Linked DNA regions of Mus musculus: all the other regions are linked to region 2. Evidence: chromatin loops called from intact Hi-C (ENCODE). Cell type or tissue: left cerebral cortex. All regions are shown on one strand.

Evidence for each region. Hi-C counts contacts between places; a loop is a spot of excess contacts. Peaks named below come from ENCODE experiments on the same cell type or tissue, not always from the same donor. Only the 100,000 strongest peaks of a DNase experiment are listed, where the experiment ranks them.
Region 1: a loop joins it to region 2, with 2.1 times the contacts of the local background. A loop is called at or near these places in 3 of 42 quality-filtered maps.
Region 3: it touches region 2 in a loop (2.2-fold over the local background); 2 of 42 quality-filtered maps call a loop at or near these places.
Region 4: a loop joins it to region 2, with 2.9 times the contacts of the local background. A loop is called at or near these places in 4 of 42 quality-filtered maps.

What each region holds. Positions count from the first base shown.
Region 1 is chr1:37,026,667-37,031,666 of GRCm38, reverse strand. Vwa3b (von Willebrand factor A domain containing 3B) reads right to left here and starts at 2,354. Exons shown (of 28, transcript NM_001370828.1): 1 at 2,239-2,354. In left cerebral cortex, no CTCF peak of the experiment used is centred here; a DNase peak (open chromatin) is centred at 2,347; H3K4me3 peaks cover 1,216 bases.
Region 2 is chr1:36,937,673-36,942,672 of GRCm38, reverse strand. Tmem131 (transmembrane protein 131) reads left to right here and starts at 3,146. Exons shown (of 41, transcript NM_018872.2): 1 at 3,146-3,508. The coding sequence starts at 3,328. In left cerebral cortex, CTCF peaks have their summits at 2,625 and 4,831; DNase peaks (open chromatin) are centred at 2,717, 3,037 and 3,682; H3K4me3 peaks cover 3,119 bases; H3K27ac peaks cover 1,664 bases.
Region 3 is chr1:37,168,320-37,173,319 of GRCm38, reverse strand. All of the region lies in intron 22 of Vwa3b (von Willebrand factor A domain containing 3B), which reads right to left. Among named protein-coding and RNA genes, the nearest start is that of Gm37020, 21 kb to the right of the region's middle. In left cerebral cortex, no CTCF peak of the experiment used is centred here; DNase peaks (open chromatin) are centred at 644 and 1,943.
Region 4 is chr1:37,248,384-37,253,383 of GRCm38, reverse strand. All of the region lies in intron 3 of Cnga3 (cyclic nucleotide gated channel alpha 3), which reads right to left. Among named protein-coding and RNA genes, the nearest start is that of Cnga3, 32 kb to the right of the region's middle. In left cerebral cortex, CTCF peaks have their summits at 2,511 (motif pointing right) and 4,030 (motif pointing left); DNase peaks (open chromatin) are centred at 2,520 and 4,802.

The sequences.
Region 1 (5,000 bases), 89 kb before region 2:
ACACAAGTCCCAGCCTCTATGGGGACTTGGGTGACTTTTTTAAAGTTAATTTTTAAGATGAGACTGGCTTTATCAGATCTGAGAGGATGTCTGAGTCATTCAAATTCAGATCTTTGCCTTGGGGGTTTATAGCCTGAGGATACTTAGAAAGTGAAGCTGCAGCCAGAGAATAAGAGGAAAGAAATGGAGAAAATGTGTCTCCCAGCAGGGAATGAAGAGCTAGGAAGCCTGAGGATTGGAGACTTCGATGCCTGTGTGGAGACTGTCTCCCTTCACTAACCCTCTAAAGCTACCTGAGCAACTCTACCTTTTGAAAAGTTTGCATTTGTGTCTGTATGTCTGTCTTTTTGCCATATGTGTGCAGCATCCCTTGGACTCTCTGGAGTTGGAATTACAAACAGAGAACCAAAATTGGGCCCTCTGGAAGCACAGCTACTCTTTTTAACCTTGAGTGTCTCCCCAGCCACCAAAGCCTACTTTTTGCTTTGAGGCTTCATCCTTGTAGCCTCAGACCCAGGTCTGTCCTCTCTAGACTAAGCAGAAGTTTGGTTGCTACCAGGACAAACTACATGAATGCCCCCGCCACATTACTGTATAACAGGCACTACCTATACTATTGAGATGGATTAAATCAGCCACTCATAGCAGCTGAGAAAATCCTGATTGTTCTCAAACAAGGCAAAGATCGGGTCCTAGAAAAGTTATGATCAGGAAGTAGCTATCCTTTTAAACACAAGACACATTGTTTTCTGGGTGTGGCTATGCTATCTATTTTCTGTGGTTACTTGGGAGTTTCCTCTGAGGCAGAGAGGATACATACTGGCAAGGTCTGCTTTATAGTGTGCAATAATGTTACCAGTGGTAAGGTTTTTGTTTTGGTTTGGGTTTTGGTATTTTGAGACAGAGTCTGACTACATAGCTCAGACCAGGCTTGACCTTGTGGCATTCTTTGCTGCAGCCTCCTGAGTGCTGGGATTACAAGTATATATACCACCACCTCTGGTTGTCCGCAGTCCTAAAAACTTGGAGTTGTCCATCGAGCCATTGAGTGCCAGGGACAGGCAAAGCTCCCAGGACAGCAGGAAGATTAAGATGGATAAGACCTTTCATCCCAACACTTAGGAAACTGAGGCAGGAGGACTGGGATCACGCTAAGAGCCCTTCTTTGTCGGCTGCTATGCACCTGCCCATAGTGAGAAGCCAAGAACAATCCAGTCACTGTTCTTACAAGCCCTGGACCAGAGTCTAACTTAGACTCTATTAATTCAATTTGGATCCTTGGTAAACGTATGATCAACACCTCCAATCTTCATCCTTGCTAGTTTCTAAAAAAAGAAATCTGTGCATGGGGGAGGGAGGGAGGGAGTAGTATGGAGGGGTAGGAGATGGGGAGGTATGTTGTGGGAGTTCTGAACTCTGATTCTTCTGGGAAGAAAGGAAGCTGGGATGAAGTTCCCTGATGTATCCTGTTACAATTCTTAACAGTCTTATTCTTTCTATCCTTAAAAGGCAAAGCTAGGCTAAGAGCATCGCCTCAGATAAACGTGGGCAGGGTTAAGGGATTGAAATGGTCTGTGGGACACACTGTTGAGAACAGGACCAAGAATTGAAAACTGGGCTCGTGGGGTGGGGGTGGGGCTGTTAGGTCATCGCCGAGAAGAAAAGAAATGGAGAACTTCTGAGAAGATTAGAAGAACAACTACATGAGGTTAAAAGTCCATATTAGAAAGTGAAAGTGATGTGAATGCCCCCAAAAACCAAGAGGCAAGCAGAGGCTTTCTCCAGACTCAAACCTTTCACTCAAGAAGATCGCTTTGAGTTTGGATTGTTAAGTTTTGATCATTGCTTCTCAGAAATGAGTTTCTAATATACTGATCAGTATGCTATGTCCTCTGACTAACTTTGGCCTCTGGATAGACAAGCATTAGGGAGCTGAGCTTCTGCAAAGAGTGGGGGTGGGGGGAGAGCCCTGGGTAAGAAGGGCTCGCACACGTCTGCGACTTTGACTCTGAAATCCAGCTCTCAAGTGGGTGCGGCCTGGCCACTGCCCTTTCCCAGCAGAAGCGAGGTCCAGCTCGGAAATTACAAACTTGTTTTTTCCCTCACACAACCAGTTGGAAACCTGGAAGATCTGGTCTAGAAGGATGGTATCCCCCACTTAGTAAGTAATCTGTCAGTTGCGAGGCCAGGCGGCTTGCGTGCGTCAGCGACCCTCCCACCCTCCAGGGCCTCACTAACCAGAGCAGGAGGTGGGCGCGGCCAGCATCCCACTGCTGGACAAGGCTGTGACTCCCCCTGATGCTGGCGAAGGGTCCCCGCCTCGGGCACAGAGTTGCGGGAGTCCAGTTTCTGTTGACAACCACATCGCTGCAGTTGCTAAGACACCGCCAATCACAGCGTGGCTCGGGATCCGGCCCCGCCCACCAATGAGCCCCTCAGAGGGAGTAAAGAGATGATGGGGACTGCGAAGAAACTGGATGTTGGTGTTGCAAAACCAATTTGGTCCACCCGGAAAGAGAGCAGCCTAAGGCTCGTCCTCTGCGCCTGACCCTGGGAAAGTTGACAGCGGCAAATATTAGAGATTAGGTTAACAAATATTCAGATGGGCAGAAAAGCAGACGACTGCCCGCTGAAGGAAGCCTGTTCTCTCGATTTACTTCCGGCAGATTACCGCAGCCCGCGCCTTTTGTTTTGATTTCTCCCTCGGTATTATAAAGAGATCCTTTCTTCATTGCGTCTTTAAGGGAAGGAAACCTAGAGTTGGAGCGGTTCGTTACAGGTGCTCAGCTAGAAGGGGTGGTCAGATGAGCGTTCACAGTTTTGCCAGATTGTAACTTTGGACACAAGAGCTGCCAGGATCAAAAAAAAAAAAAAAAAAAAAAAAAAAAAAAGATTGTGAATAAAACCTCCTGGAGAGGAGGGGGGAGGGAAGCTGTGTCCGCAGAGACTGATTTTGACTGATTAGAATTTCAGTTCTGCAGAGAGGTTAGAATGTTGCTGTTCTGAAGGCTAATTGCCTTATCTTGGGCCAGTTCTAACCCCTCTTGGAGAGCCATTCCTTGCCCACTTCTGTGACCAAACTAACCTCTTGTGACTAAAAGATAGACGGACAACTAGCCTCCACCAATCCAAAGGCTAAGAATGTCCCACAGCATCTTGAAAAGCTTTCCCCACTCTCACCGTGCCTGCTTCTCTGGTGTGCCCTCCAAGGTACTTTAAATTTATCATGATTTGTGACTTTCTTTGTTCTATGAAAAGTTCATGAAACTGCTTCCACGTTGGAACATGGAGTTTGGGGTAAACTAAATCTGTGTTGTACAGGGCCACAGCTATTCAAAATGGCTCCAGAACAGGCTTGCTTATACCCTCTAAGCTGAGAGCTGTGGTTTTTGCAAATCTACAGGTAGTACTCCTATAGGGATTCGGTACTGCACTCTACCTAATGCTTATTTAGTCTTGCCTTACAAGCATACAGATGGCTCAAAATGCAAACCTGCCATTCTTCAAGCAATCACACTCACACAAAAATGTGCTTATGAAAATCTATAAGTAAAAGATTCTATAAGGGCTGGAGAGATGGCTCAGAGGTTGAGAGCACTGATTATTTTTTCAAAGGTCCCGAGTTCGATTTCCAGCACCCACATGGTGGCTAACATCTATAATGAGATCTGATGCCCTCTTCTGAAGTGCAGGCAGAACACTGTGTACATAATAAATAAATAAATAAATAAATAAATCTTTTTTTTAAAAGAGTCTAGAGTAAGCCACATGAAGCAAACCAATAAGCAGCATCCTTCCGTGGCCTCTGCATCAGCTCCTGCCTTTGCATCGGCTCCTGCCTCCAGCTTCCAGACCTGCTTGAGTTCCTGTCCTGACTTCCTCCAGTGATGTAGTATGATCTGGAAGTGTAAGCCAAATAACCCTCCCCTCCCCCCCAAAAAAAGATTCTATAAGCCAAGTTTTGCCTTAATGTTTGAATATTAAATTGTGTTTTATATTTTTAAATTGAAGAGCTGGCCTTGAGTTTTTGTAAACATATATACATGTTTGTGTGTGTGTGTGTGTGTGTCTGCACATGTGTGTGGTGGGTGGAAGTCAGAGAAATCTTGTGGGAACTGACTCTCTTATTCTACCACATGGTTTCCAGGGAGTAGGATAGGGGGTGTTGAACTCAGGTTGTCAAGTTTGATAGCACCTTTACCTGTCAAGCCACACCAATGGCTCCATTTCTTTTGTTTTCTCATAGTGTTTGAGTCAAAGATCTAATTTAAAAAAAAATAACTAACATTAGAAACAATTCTCTCTTCAACAGAGAAGTCTACTGTATCCTCAGGGATTAATTTTTCTTCATTCCTTTGTTGCCTTAGTGATTTTTAAAAGTACTGAAGGTTCGATCCTTAATCATAAATCATTCTGTAGAGTTGTTTGAATGCACAGCTTTGGCGATACAGAGAGCAGCTTCGATTCACACCACCAACGTTAAAATTCCAAAGCCAAACAACTTAAACCAGCCACACTTACCAAAACCACAATCATCCTGCTGCCCACACCCTGCCAAACCAATATTCCTGGGCCATGCTGGTGACAAAGGACAGAGAGTCCACTGTACTCTCTCAGCACTCTCACTAAGCACTCTGACTTTACCTCCACCCACGCTCGCTCTCCTTCCTGGGACATTTGCCACAGTCACTGTGGTCAACCGGGGCCCCTTAGATTAACATGACTATAACACACATGCTAATCAAAACAACAACAACATTAGAGGGCCAGAGAGGTGGCTCAGCAGTTAAGAGCACTTGCTCTTCCAGAGGTCCTGAGTTCAATTCCCAACAACCACATGGTGGTCACAACCATCTATAATGAAATCTGATGCTCTCTTCTGGTGTGTCTGAAGACAGCTACAGTGTGCTCATATACATAAAATAAATAGATAAATCTCTGAAAAAAAAAACCCTTTAGAAATCATTCAAATTATAGACAGCCAAAGGTGTAACTGTTCA
Region 2 (5,000 bases):
TGCTTAATTTTTTAACTTATTAGGCAGCTCATAATACCCATTTTACAGATCAATAAACAGAAGCCAGCAAAACTGAGTAACATTCATTAGCATCAATAGTGCTAATGAAGTGGAGGGCTCCAATGTAAACCAACATGAACTGGAATCCCTTGACCTGCTGTCTCCAGTGGTGATTCCCTAATTTGGGTAGAGAACAAAAATGAACAACAAAAGATTCAGAGACTCCACAACCTCAAGGGCTAATAAATGGTGAGTTTTCTGTTTGGAGGATGCATCAAAAATCACCCAGAGAGTTGATGACTGAGCTTATCCTGTTTAGAATGTTACAGACCTTGGGTATAGCAGGATAATTTGTATTGGCAACAAGTTGCCTGATGTGGCAGATCCCAGGGATAAGAACCAGTGGCTCAAGAGTTTTCCCTGACTTTTACCAGCAAGTAGCCTCCACCTGCAATGTTCCAGATCTTGCTAACGTCCAAAGGTTACTCTAGTACATTCCTCCTGGCCTTGTCATACCCTCTGGGTATGATGCTGCCAATGTCTATCAGGCACAGGGAAGATTTTCACAGTGGTGAGTCCTACGAGAACCATCTTGGCAAAGATAATCTAAAAGGCTCTTGAACCACTCCCTTTGGCAATCAGACTATTCAAACGATGGACCCCAAGGAATTGGAATTTCCCCAGAAATATCCCTTTGAAGGAAGTGAAAGGCTGAGGCCTGGGTGCCAGCCTCAGGAGAAACCTGTCTCCCAGGAAGAGATTTGCCACAATTTGGATAGCTCCTCAGATCACATTGCAAGGAGACTACAGAAAGAAATGGGCAGGGGCAAGCCTTGATCAAGACTGCTTATGTATGACTACCTCTTGCCCTCCCTCCGTTTAAACTGAAACCTGTGTTAAACACTGCTAAGAGCGGGCTGGGGACCTTTAACCCTCCTCTTCCCACTGTGGCCACACTGAATAAATCTCCTTGCCCTGCTTTTCACTTAATTGTCTCTTTAATTGGTGTTAGTGACAGGCCGGCCTAAGACTACCTTGCCTGTTAGGGCTGCCCCTGCCCAAATGCTGACTCTAAAGAGTCAGGTAAAAGCCTGTTCAAGTATTCCAAGGAGCCATTTAAAAAAAAGAACACAGCTCAAAAATACACAGTTAGGTATAGGGTCTTGGAAAGAACTTGTGTTAAGAAAAAGGGCCCACTGCAGAGGCAGTAGATTCATGAGAAGCTGACCTCTGCTGAACATGTTCCTATATGTTCAAGTGCCAATGACACATGCAAATTGTTTCCCAAGGGGCTTTTGAGCCTAGGGTTAATATGGAATGTGGTTGATGCCTGCTTTAGAGAAGTGAACTTTTCAAGGTTGGAGGGACTTGCTTGCCTCGAGTTTGGCAGTGGAGGAAGGACTATTGCCAGCACCCTGGAAGCTAAACTATGACCCAGTGAAGCACTTACATTTCCTTGGGCTTAATTTCTCCCAGTGTTAGAAACCTTCCATATAAATCTCTTACCTTAGGCACATTTCAAAAGCCAGTTTAGAGATAATTATTGAGATTTCATTACATTAAGAAGAAAATTTAAGCCCTGGGTTGGATACCCAGCACTGAAAACCATTAACTTAAATTCAGTGCTAGTATTCAAAAAATTAATGTTCTTTAAAACAGCAGTCAGGGATGGTGGCATATACCTCTAATCCCAGTATTCTACTGACTTTTAAGGAACACAATGAGTTCCACTCCAGCCTGGGCTCACAGTGAGTTCTAGGTCAACCTAGGCTACAGAAGGAGAATGCCTTGGGGGTGGGGGTGGGGGGCAAACCAAAAGCCATCGGGGGTGAGGACGCCTTCAAAATGTATTATTAATTTACATGTTTGCTTCACAAACAGGACGACAGCAGAAGGAAGAACGTTGAGTACCTTTTAAAAAAGGTTTTCTGAAATCCCATTTTCTTTTCTAGTTTGTTCTAAGACATGCAATAGGCAAATGTGGCCTTTTAAATAGATCGACTAACTCAACCAAAAGCTGAGAAAAGCAAAAAAAGACTCTGGGGCTAGGCTCTGGGGGGAAGTGACCAGGCTACCAAACTGTGACAATATCCTTCCTTCCCCTTCCCCAAAGGGCCTAGATTAAGACTTGTATCGAGCAAACAGACACACAGAAAAACACACACACACACTCAAACTTTAACCTGGGAGACATGAGGTGCTTCTTACAGGAGACTAAGACACACCATCTTTGATTTTGGCCTTTGAAAGGAGTATGCGCATAGAAACATATTGATCATTCCAAGACAGAGAAAACCCAGTCTGATTTCTGGCACACCTCGCCTTGTTCCTCCACCCCGCCCCAACTAATGCTTTTTACACACATGGTAAGTTTCCAAATACAAGCAAGCAAAGAAACTGCATAAAAAGGGCTTCCTGTGAACAAGAGGTACGAAGGTTCCATTAAGTCCCTCTTGGGTACGCTTTGGAAGACACAAATGTAAAGAGGGCGGGTCCCCCGTTCTTAAGGAAGCACTGCAAGAAATTGAATCGGACCCTGAACACTTCCCACGTCAAAGCCACCGAGAGGCAGAGGTGCGACCCGAGAAATCACTGGCACGGACTGTCGGCGCTGGGCTCCGGATGCGCACTCAGCCCTCTGAAAGGCTCGGACATTGCAGTACCACTAGACCCGGGTTTGTCCCGGCGTCGGAGGCGCGGCCGGGCCCCGCCCACGCACCAAAGCGGCTGCGCAGCGTGGCTACCCTATCTCCCACGTGACTGCCGTCATTGCCTCCGTGAAGCTCCGGCCGCCATCTTAACTCCTGGCCGGCCCGGGTCCCTCTCCCTCCTTCTCCCGGGCCGTGCGGCAGTGACAGGGTGCGGTTGGCCGCCCCGGCCCGTCCGGTCGGTGAAGCCCGTGTGATTCTGAGGGCGGGGCGAGGAGCCGGAGCTCACGGAGTCCACGGGGAGCACGCGAACCGGCGGGCCGCCCAGGTATTGGCACGGAGGGGGCGGGCCCCTGCGCTCTGCCCCGCCCCTTAGAGGCCAGCGCCGGGGCCCGCGGCCCTTGCCCGTTTCCAGTATGGCCGCCCGCCGTGCCTGACCCGCGGCCTCTCCGTTCCGGCTCTTCGTAGGCGATGCCGATGCCGAGACTGTGACTGACACTCTCGCTCCCACGCACGCACCGACCCAGACCCACGCCGGGAGCCCGAGCTCTGGGCCCACAACCGCTCTCTCCTCGGGCACCGCGGCCATAGCCCGGACCACGGCTCCCGCGCCGCTGCCGTCGCCTCGCGGAGAAGGGTCGCGCAGGACCTCGAGCTCGGCGGCCCCCGGCCCGCCAGGATGGGGAAGCGGGCGGGAGGAGCAGCCGCCGCCGCCGCCGCCGCCTCCACGTCCTCCGCGGCCGGGCTGGAGCCCGCGGCTGGCCGAGGCGGGGGTCCTCGGAGCGCAGCCGCGGGCCTCCTGGGAGCGCTGCACCTGGTGATGACCCTCGTGGTGGCCGCGGCGCGGGCCGAGAAGGAAGGTGGGTTGCCGGCGGCGGGCGGCGGGCGACAGGCGGCAGAGGGAGGCCCGCGACGGGCGCCGGCGCGAAGTTGCTGGGTCGAGCCCCGTCCCGAGCCGGCGACTCGGGGTTCGGCGAGCTGCCGCGTCGGCCGCGCGCCGCGGCTCTGCCGCTGCTCCGTGATTCCTTTCCCCTCACCGTGTCCCGGTCTTTCCCTCGTCTACTGTCAGTGCCCATAAAACTTCCCGAGCTCTCTTGTAGGTTCTTGCCACTTGGCCCGCTATGCGAGGAGGCACCCCGCTTTTAGGCTTCTTGGTGGCTCCTGCTAGGTCGATCGCGGGACGCTTTTCTTGTTTTCCCTTTGTCAGGTTTTAATTTGGGCATGCGGACCGAGCTCACTTTAAAATGCGGTGGTTAAAAAAGAAGAAAAAAAAAAAGCGAGACTGGTGGAAAGGCTTCAATACACGGCTTATAAAATTTCTATTTGCTGGGACATCTCTTTGAAGAGGCTCTTGTTTCCTTAGTATCCTTCTTCACTATCCCTTTGCGGTATGGAGGATCGTTTGTTATTAGCCCTAAATAGACTCTCATTTGCCTCTAGTAAGCTACTGGAAGCCGGTTTCCATTTCTGCTTTAATATCCTCACGTAATTCGGTGCCTTTCTCTTTGATGTGTGAGCCCTTAGAAACGAATGTCAAGTTCCCAGCTTGCACACCCTTCACCTGTAACTCACAATTGAAGCCGCACTCCAGTTTTAATAACTCCTCTAATATTGTAAGGTTGTAAAACTGGTACTTTGACAAGATCAGAAATTACTTTGCAGTCTTGAAGACTAATTTGGGGGTGGGGGTGTTCTGGACTACCTGTTTCTGAACGTGAGCCCAAGGAGAAGTGTGAGCAGTCACAGAACCTTCATGAATTAATTCACAGTGAATGCTGCTTTTTTTTTTCCCTAAGAAGAAAACTAGTTAGATTATTTTTGTTTTTCCTGTATAAAGTCGCTGTTACTGGCTAGCAGCTGTAAAGTAAACCAGATTAGCCTTAAAGTGCAACTCTGTGTCAGTTTATTATTTATTTTCCTTAGAAACATTATATTCTCTCACTTAACTCTATAAACAGAGTCAGCCTGGTTAACAGGCAAGCAGGGATTTGGCAGAGGCAAGATTATTTTAAACATTAAAAAATGCTGCTTTAAGATGGTCAGGCCTGGGATTGTCATAGTTCTTATTATTTATGATCCCCTGTTAGTTTAGTGTTGTTATGGGTGGCCATGGTAGCCAACATTTGCCCATGTGTGTTGAGTGAACCTTTTATAGTGTGATAATTGAATGGGCATGTGTACTTGTGTGCTTCACTGTGACCTAGAGGGGCGCTGGCTTTGCTTTGCTATTGATTGCCTTGTGTGGTATAGGCGCCTAGCTAGGTGCTTTTGAGTCTCACGAACTGGGAACTGAAGTAGTGATTGAATCTAAGTTTTCATTATCCTTCTAAAGTGTATTATTTTTCAATTGTC
Region 3 (5,000 bases), 230 kb before region 2:
ATGCCCAGCCCATGTATGTTCTTTGATTGTTGAGTCCATCTCTGGGAGACCCTAAACATCCAGGTTAGTTGACACTCAAGTCTTTTTGTGGAGTCCCTGTACCCTCTGGAGGTCACCCTTTGCATAAGGGTTCACTTTGGCATCTATCTATCTATCTATCTATCTATCTATCTATCTATGGTTTAGAGTGAAAGAAAATTGGGTTACCTAGTTGAAGAAAAGGGAACCTTCTTTTTAAAGATTATACCTACAACTAGACTTGTTAAGATTCTAGATGGCTTCACAGCCAGACAGCAGACTACTTAAGAATTGTGGCCCAGCTGGGCGGTGGTGGCACATGCCTTTAATCCCAGCACTTGGGAGGCAGAGGCAGGTGGATTTCTGAGTTCGAGGCCAGCCTGGTCTACAAAGTGAGTTTCAGGACAGCCAGGGCTATACAGAGAAATCCTGTCTTGAAAAACCAAAAGAAAAAAAAAAAAGAAAAAAAAAAAGAATTGTGGCCCAAACTGCTGTCAACCTAGAACTAGAACTATAAGGAGACTGTGCCTTCAACAGAGAATTCAATCCACAGTTAGCATCTCTGATGGATAAGTGTGAAAACACAGGGTTTATTTAGAAACACAGTGGCCCGGGCCGCACAGAAACGAAACACGTGGGTTATGCCTGGGTTATCCTTAGTCCTCACTCCGCCTGCCTGGGAAATCAGCCTACTAGAATGGACCAGGCTTTCAAAGTTCTGGAAGAAAATTCCAAGTTGGAATTCTAAGTCCCAGCAAACTACTGACCAAATCAAAGGGCAGATTGAACAGAAAATCACCTCCTTAAGTAGAAATGTTCCCCTCCAGTACATCTTGCCTTAGGAAGCTACTTGGAAATGTATTCCAGCAAAATGAGGGCATGAAGCAAGAAAGAACAACACAAAGAATCTAGGATGCAGATTCACTCCAAGAGATCAGGAGAAATCTCCAGGGGACAGATGTGTATGGTCAGACCAGCAGGAAGTCTTAGGGGGTGGAGGGTAAGGACACAGGAATCCTGAAAATACATACATCTATGCATACATACACACGTAAAATTGTGCACACAAATCTAATGCATACAAAAGTAATAATTTAAATACAGACAAACTTGTAGCACAACCTTACATAGAAAGACACAAAGGTTAAAGAAATCATTTTCTCTTGATCCTATTAGCAATTTTTAGTTTTCTGACTATAAGACTTTCAAAGGTGCCCACGTGCTCCTAACCTATGGCTTATCATGGCACTGGACAATATAATTATAACAATGCAGGTGCTACTTTGTGGGTTTAAAAGAATTGCAATGAAACTTTGGACGCGTACCCCACTAACACAGTGTTTTAAAGACAGCTTTTAGACGCTGGACTTGCAAGCAAAAAACAAAGCCCTGGCACAAAGATGACCACCATGTGGAGTCAGGAAGTCAAGAAAAGTCTGATGCGTCCAGAAACACAGGCTTCAGCCCAGGAAATAAAAAAAAAAAAATCACAAAATGCAAGCAGGAGAAGCGGATGATGAGCTGTTATCTGAGTGAAATGAAAGATATTGATTTGATACTATAATAATTTGATACTTCCTAAAATAGTACATTTACTATATAGCTGATCAATAGGACTATCTCACTAAGCTAAATGGGATCTTAATAACCATGCAGAGACTTACAAGCGAGCTTCTTTGGAAGCTGTACGTTCTCGGATTCAATCACTCTATCAAGGAGAATGGCCCAGCATCACTGGATGCCTTGGATGAATTGGTAGCATCGATGGTGGATGCTACTTAACTCCTGGAGTTGTATTCATAAAACAACAAAAACAGCAACAAACATCCAGCCCTTGTAGGAGGTTCAGAATGGCCGTCTGGAATCTGAAAATGGTCTCAGGGGGATGAGTCAGCGCCAGGAGACCGACAATAGGTTTCCAAATGCTGCCAACTTAGCTGTGTGGATGAGCAGCATCTCTCAGTCTTGCTAGGAAACCCACATGCTTTCTACCTACCCTGTTCAAAGGATCATTCTCTTCTACTCATTCTGGGACGCGACTAACACAGGAATACTAGTGACTCCCATTTCCTGCTTAAGTTTCCAACTGCTCTTGCCATTGTCAAGAATTCTTCCTGTCTACTCCACAGCGTGTACTTTTATGGAAGGGCAGTCACTCGTGGGGCTTCCTTAGTGGTACCTCTGTACCCCAGGAGATCTGTAAGACTAAACTTACAGATAAAGCTGAGTCGTCAAGGCGAAGCCCACGAAAGAGCCTGTGCCGAAGACGCTTTGTGCCAAGCAAACAGAACACGAGCCTCCCAGAATGGAAGGACAGATCGTCAGGGCTGTTAGACAAGCTGTCCCTTCAGCCAGAATGCTCATGACTTCGTTCTAGAAGCTGCTGCCTCTTTAGAGATGCTGCATGGTCCACACTGAAGAACACCTAGCCGATCTCATTCTTGCCTGACCTTGTCCGGGTGCATGTTCAGAATACAAATGCTAGCTTCTAAAAGAAATCCATACGATGAGACAGAGCCCTAAGCATAGGCCCCCCAGAAGGGTGGCAAACCAGCGACCACTGGGCACATGTTACAGCCTTGATTACGAAATCCAGAGAATACGTTGATATTTTCTTTAGATCCAACCACAAGGTGATGTATGCTGAGGTCCCAAAAGATGCCACCCTCCTACCATGTCATTGCCTCTTTCCTGTCCATGTTCTTGGGATTAGGCTGCTAGAAACAGTAAAGTTACAGAAGATTTAATGCTTTTAACTTTCCCTTCAGTAACAGCATGTGGATCCCATACCGGTCGTAGCCACGTGCCTACAACTTAACTACTACTAGTCTCCATTTCAGTAGTTAGAGTAAGAACACTCACTAACTGTTCTTGTTCTTTGGAATCACTAAACTCTACCTCCAGGACCCTGAAATCACTCCAGTGGCTGCCCAGTTTGCTTAGCAGTGCCTGCTTTGTCCTTTGGTCAAGGAGGTCTGTGACTGCTGTAATTAGGATAATGCATGGAGGGCCAGTGTGCTTTCACCCTTCTCTCTAGGGTGCCCAATTATGAAAACGGAAGATTTGCAAACTGTCTTTGTGAATAATAATTCAACTCCATTCGGGGGCTTGGTGAATAGGACAGAGCTAGTGTGAGCTGCCCTCATCTCCCCTCTTGCAGGTTTCTAGGGCCTTCTTCCAACCCTAAAGACATGCAAGGTCTTCACTTTGTGAATCGCTATTATGATGCTTAGGGAGATGTTGCAGGGATGGAAGCTAAAGCAGATGGCCCCTCAACCCTTCCCAGATGCCAGGGGAAGCTCTGGGGTCGGAAGGAGACTTAACTTAATCACTGAAGGCAAGGCCTCCAAGCCCAATGCTCCCAGCCCAGAGCTCCCAGCCCAGTGCTCTTAGCAACATCAAAGGCTATCATGAAAAGAAAAAAACAAACAAACAAACAAAATGTCTGAGATATTCAATACTGAAAGTCACTGACGCCCGGGGATCTGTCATGTGGGTGTTACTGGTGCCCCTTCGATCTCACTGCCTGGCACGTGGCCACCAACACCAGTTTCCTGTCTAATACACGTTTCTCACACAACATTATGGTGTACAAATAAACTCTGAGTCTTTAGGAAAAGTCCTCAACACATCGACACCTCTGGGTACTGCCTCTACTCACTCAGCCCCAAATCCATTCTCTGTTTTTCTTCTCTGAGGGGCCTGCTCTGTACAGCCAGACACTGCTCCCCACCATGGACTAGACCCTGTTTTCCTCACAGGTTCTGGAACAGCTGACCACAGAAGGCACTGGCTGAGGACAGAGGGAAAAATCAGAGCATTGGGTTTTTGCCCTTCCTTGCTCTTGGTTTCCATCTTCCACCACCCCTTGCTGCTGCTGCTGTGTGTCCCAGTGGTTCCTGGTGACTGACTCTTGACTACCTTCCTGCCGCTATAGCCCATTTATTAATGCTTCTCTCTGTGGACTGGCTAAATGGGATTGCATCCTATCTGGGCTGTGTCAGTTAAGTTCTCCATACTCAGTTCTCCCCCTCCAGTGGGCAACAACCACCCCCAAACCTGCTTTTGGTGCTTGGGCAGCATCTGTGCCTAGGCACAAAGAGCACCTTGGAAGCCAGAGAATGCTGGGATCTATCCAGTGAGAACCCTCCAGTGAGGAGGGACGCCTTTAGACAGTAAAGGAACAACGTGGGTGTGGCTTCTGCCACCTTGGGGATCACTGGAGGTGAGAGCTCATGCTGGAACAAGTTACCAACCAGTCAGAGAATTTTTTTGTTATTTGTGGGGTGTTTGAGTGTGTGTGTGTGTGTGTGTGCGTGTGCATGCATTTATACGACTTCCTCCTTCCTTTGATGTCCCCTGATGTGACTGGAGTTCCTGGGCAGCGCCCTATGCTGAGAACTCTAGCTGCTGTGGTGCATTGAGGTGGTGGCTGAGTTTCCTCTCTCCTCTCCTCTCTCACCCTCCTTTCCACCTGCCAGTCTGTCTGAGAATTTGGCCCACTGAGGCCTTCACACCTATCCATGTTGCAGAACTTAGCTCACATTAAGGCACTGCTGTCTGGGGATAAGGTGGCTGGTTTGCACCTGTTGCTCTTTCTCCGATGACAATGTTGTCAATGCATAGCCATGACTTGTGACTCCCCCATCTTCACATGAGGAGGCCTTACACTATCAGAGAATACTCATAGTGCTAGAAGATGGGCTTCCCACCAGATCCAGATGTCAGCAAAACAGGCTGATGTTTTCACTGTGGCACGAGAAAGGCTCACTAGCAGGGCTAAGTGATCTCTCTTACTCTCTACAAGAGGGAATCTAAAAACCACAGACAAAATGGGCTATAATGCATGAATGACAACTGGTTCAGCTATACTGACTTCACTTTATACAGTTCAAAGAGGTTTTTCTTCCAGGTCTCCCTACCCAGCATTCCTCTTATGCATAGTGCCCAAGTCACAGCCTAGCACAAGGTCCTCAGAGTCA
Region 4 (5,000 bases), 310 kb before region 2:
ATGTCATACAACTATCACTCACTTTCACTAACCTCTGGGAAGTTACACACAGCCCAAGGCCGGAGACATTTTGAAGCAACTGAAATTCACACCGAGATGGAAACGTGAAGCAGGAGTTTAAAAGTCAACGTCATGCGAATTGGCTGAGTAGGTTTTTGTTTAAAAAAAAAAAAAACTGACTGCAAAGGTCATGTATGGGGTTACATGCCTGTAACCTCAGGACATGGGAAGCTGAGGCAGGAGAATTAAGCTCAAGGCTAGCCTTCACTACATAGAACACACTGCCCATTCTATTTTGCTTTCTGTTGCTGTAATAAATACTGTGATGGTTTATATATGCTTGGCCTAGGGAGTGGCACTATCAGAAGTTGTGGCTCTGTTGGAGTAGGGGTGTCACTGTGGGTGTGGGCTTTAAGACCCTTACCCTAGCTGCCTAGAAGTCAGTATTCTGCTAGCGGCCTTCAGGTGAAGTTGTAGAACTCTCAGCTCTGCCTGCACCATGCCTGCCTGGATGCTACCATGGTCTCACCTTGAAGATAATGAACTGACCCTTTGAACCTGTAAGCCAGCCCCAATTAAATGCTGTCCTTTATAAGAATTGCCTTGGTCATGGTGTCTGTTCACAGCCATGGAAACCCTAAGACAAATACCATGGCCTAAAGCAATTTGGGAGAGGAAAGAGTTTATTTCAGTTTACACTTCCAGGTCAGGGCCACCAGCCTAGGGGATAGTCCTGCCCATAGTGGGCTGGATCAATCATTAGTCAAGACAATCCCTCACAGATGCTGCAATGGAGCTAACTGATCTAGGCAATCCCTCAGTTCAGACTCCCTCACATGACTCTGGGCTGTGTCCAGTCGACAGCTGAAGCTAATTAGGACATTGTCTGACAAACCAGAATAAAACAAACCAAGATAAGAGGACCCTTAAGGAGTTCTAAATAATAGTTAAATTTGTTTGGCGTACATTGCTATCAGAACACGTGATTTAAAAGATGAACCTCTTATCTTGCAGATCTATAAATTGAAAGTCAAGAATGGGTCTCACCATTTCCAACACAGAGTTGTGACCTCTTGGGAGGTTTTAGAGGAGCCATTTTTTCTCCACCCCACACCACTCCCTTGTTTGTAGTGATGGCGAATGTCCCTGTAGCTGCAGGCCTGCAGGTCCCATGGTTTCTTTGCTGGCTGTAATGCATAGTTATATGTAGCTTTACAGTGTTGTGGCAGGGCTGTGGAGCTGGCTGGCAGGGCATAAAGTGCTCACTGTACAAGCACAAGAACTAGAGTATGGATCCCTAGAACCCATGTAATGGCTGGGTAGACATGGCGGCTGTCTGTAATCCCAGCACCCAGGAGGGAGAACATGCGTGGGCAAGCTGGTTTTGAATTGGTGAGCTCTGGGTTCATCGAGAGTCTCTACTTCAAAAACTATAGTGAAGAGTGATGGAGGAAGACACTGGACTCAATTTCAGGTTTCCACATGCACAGATGTGTGCACCTACATGGATACAGACAGACATAGGCACATGCAAGAAAGAGGAGGAGGAAGAAAAAAAACGAAAAAAAAAAACCTGTCTACTCTTCCAATCCTTGGAACTGGTTGTCCTAGCTAGGTTTAACTGAACTGGACACATCCAGATTCATTTGAAGGAGTCTGAATTGGGTTATTCGGACCTGTTGTCACCTCTGTGGGAAACTGTCTTGATTAATGATTGGTGCGAGGGGAGCATCACAGATCACTGTGGGTGGCACCATCCCTATGCAAATGACCTGTGCTTATGAAGAAGAAGAAAAAGAAGAGGAGGAAGAGGGAGAGGAGGAAGAGGGAGAGGAAGAAGAGGAAGGGGAAGAAGAGGAAGGAGAAGGAAGAGGAAGAGGAAGAAGAGGAGGAGGAAGAGAAGGAAGAGGAAGAAGAGGAGGAGGAAGAGAAGGAAGAGGAGGAAGCAACAGCCACTGTAGCAGGAGCAACTGTGTCATTTCTTGGTTTTTGACACCATTTCCATCTACAGTGTGAGCTGTCATCACCAGCCTAACACTTCAAAGTTTTGTCGATAAATATGTTCTTTAAACCGTTTTAATTTTACTTAAGCCCGAGGATGCCTTCCTTCACGAAGGAGATTTTAGGTATGGAACTCTAACCTACTTTTGTAGGAGTCCCAGAAAGCTCCATTTAGCAAAGGACCTTTACCATACAGCCAAGCCTCAGCTGGTCACAGCAGGCAAATGTCGTCCTGTTAGCCATGACCATCTGACTCTCATAGGAGAAAGTGCCAAGCTTCAGCCAAATGAGTTGCTGTTGTATCTAATCCCTAGCCATTAGTGCTGCCCAGGCATTACAGGCTACAGTTCTGAGATCATATTTGGTTTTGGAGACACATGATTCTAGTATTGTGGATAAAATGGACTTAAGAAATATTAAAAATAATTTTATCTTTTGACAGTGGAACAAAGAATTATTCTATTTGCTAATCAAGCACAAAGACAAATCCTCCATCTTAATGAATGTCACCAGCAGAGGGCGCTGCCCACAAGCTTATTGGGCTCACTGGACATGGCAGTCTGGGCTTGCTTTGGTCGGGCTTTTGAGGGTATGTGTTACAGGTTTTGGCTTTTCAAACTCCTGCTACCCAACTTTTGAGGACCCAGCCCAGTGCTATCCAGCTGCACCCCTGAATCTACCCAGCACTGGCCCAAACATTATACAGACTTGCAAAATATGGCTGCTTTAAGCTAAGAGCAATTCGGTCCCAAAGGGAGAAGTTATTCCGTATTTGAGAACTAAATGAGAAATCTGGAAATAGGAAGCTAGCTACAAAGAAACGGCCCAGAGAGAATCGTCACCTATGCCCAAACATCCCCATCTGGTGGCAGTTTTCAGTTTCATCCTTTGGTCTGTGGCTTCCAGTGTGGGTCCATGAAACGGGCCCTGGGGCAGCCGGTACCAGTGCCCTCATCCTTGCCCACATCCTAGCCACAGGACATAGCATGAGGACTTCCACAAGCTGCTCATGGCTTCCAATCCCTAAGAGCCTTTCCCTGCCTGGAAGCCAGGGAGCAAGCACATCTCATGGTATCCACAGCTTTGTGGCCAAGTCATTTTTCTTTTTCTTTTTCTCCCCCTCTCCCCTCTCCCCTCTCCCCTCTCCATTCTCCCCTCTCCATTCTCCCCTCTCCTCTCCTCTCCTCTCCTCTCCTCTCCTCTCCTCTCCTCTCCTTTCCTTTCCTTTTTTCCCCCTTTTCGAGACAGGGTTTCTCTGTATAGCTCTGGCTGTCCTGGAACTCACTTTGTAGACCAGGCTGGCCTCAAACTCAGAAATCCGCCTGCCTCTGTCTCCTGAGTGCTGGGATTAAAGGCGTGCGCCACCACGCCCGGCTCATTTTGTTTTTCTTGATTGGTGGCATCTGAGTGGATGGCTTTGCTGTCATAGTTAACACAAACCGGGCACACCCTTCTTGCAAGGAGGGAATTAAAGTCAACATATGGGGAAGAAAATAAATACCAAGCTCTGGCCCTTTGTCAACTGCAAATCAAGCAGTTGGCCATTTCCTTCTGATGTGGATGGCTTCCCCTGACCTTCAGGAAGGAGCCCTGGCATCCCTAAGAGGCAGAAGCCACAGACCTAGTCACCCATGCATGCCTGTGGTCACTCATGGCCACGTCCACCCTCACTCACACAGTCCAGGACTCTTGTCCTGATACTCACTCGCCAAACTCATCTGCCAGCTCAGTGTCTGTGACAGAACATCGTCACAGCAGATCACCTTTTCGAGAGGCTGGTCACCAGGGGAAGGATATTTCCTCCTCAGGTGGCTCTGGTGGCTCCCTGGAGATTAGCTCAAGCTGGCCTTAAAACAAGGTCCTTTCCCTGGATCTCAGTTCTCAGGACCTTGAGGTTGTAGCATAGAAAATGCATCCTTGGGGCTGGAGAGATGGCTCAGTGGTTAAGGGCACTGACTGCTCTTCCAGAGGTCCTGAGTTCAATTCCCAGCAACCACATGGTGGCTCACATCCATCTGTAATGGGATCCGATGCCCTCTTGTGGTGTGTCTGAAGACAGCTACAGTGTACTCATATAAATGAAATAAATAAATCTTAAGAGAAGGAAGGAAGGAAGGAAGGAAGGAAGGAAGGAAGGAAGGAAGAAAGAAAGAAAGAAAGAAAGAAAGAAAGAAAGAAAGAAAGAAAGAAAGAAAGAAAGAAAGAAAGAAAGAAAATGCATCCTTATAGCGAAGGAAACCACCCCACTGGTCTGCTAGGGAACTCCAAATTTGTTCCCTTGAGTATGTAGTGAAAGAGGGTATTAAACCAGAAAGGATTTATTTCCTGAAACCCCTTGGCTTCCCAGATGATAGAAACAAAGAACAAAAAGTAATATGAGTTCCTCAGAGAAATTATACAGACTTGTGTGTCTCCCCTTGGCGATGGATTTATTAAACAATTCTGGAATGGTTTGCTGGTGTCTGGAGAAGATGGTAAGCAGGAAAAGAGAGAGGCAAAGTGGGGCTTCCATGCAGGGGTAGGGGTATGAGGGGGTGAGGGGGTGGTAATGGGGTGGCAGGGTAGAGAGGTGAGGTGGTAAGGGTTGGGGTGGTGGGATGGTGGTGCCATGGCTTCTGGGGTAGGGAAAGGGAAAGCTAGTGTGCTTGTCTGGAGCTTGGGTACTTATTCCTCCTGCAAGTTGCTCCAAGTGTTCACATCACTTCTGGCCATGGGCCAGGCGCTGCAAGGAGGCAGAGAGACCACAGCACCACAGGAATAAGAATGGTTTCAATGACTCAGGCCTGTCTTGCCTGAGGTGACTGTGCCAGTAGCCCCACCCACTTCTTCCCAGCCTTTCTGTTCACGATGCATTGTTATTATGAGGAACAAATTGTGTGTGTGTGTGTGTGTGTGTGTGTGTGTGTGTGTGTGTGTGTACTTAGGGCTGGCAAAAGCTTGGGGGAAGAGAGGAAAAGCACTTGGCTAAATCCAGGCTTCTGGTTAAATAAGGTTTAATG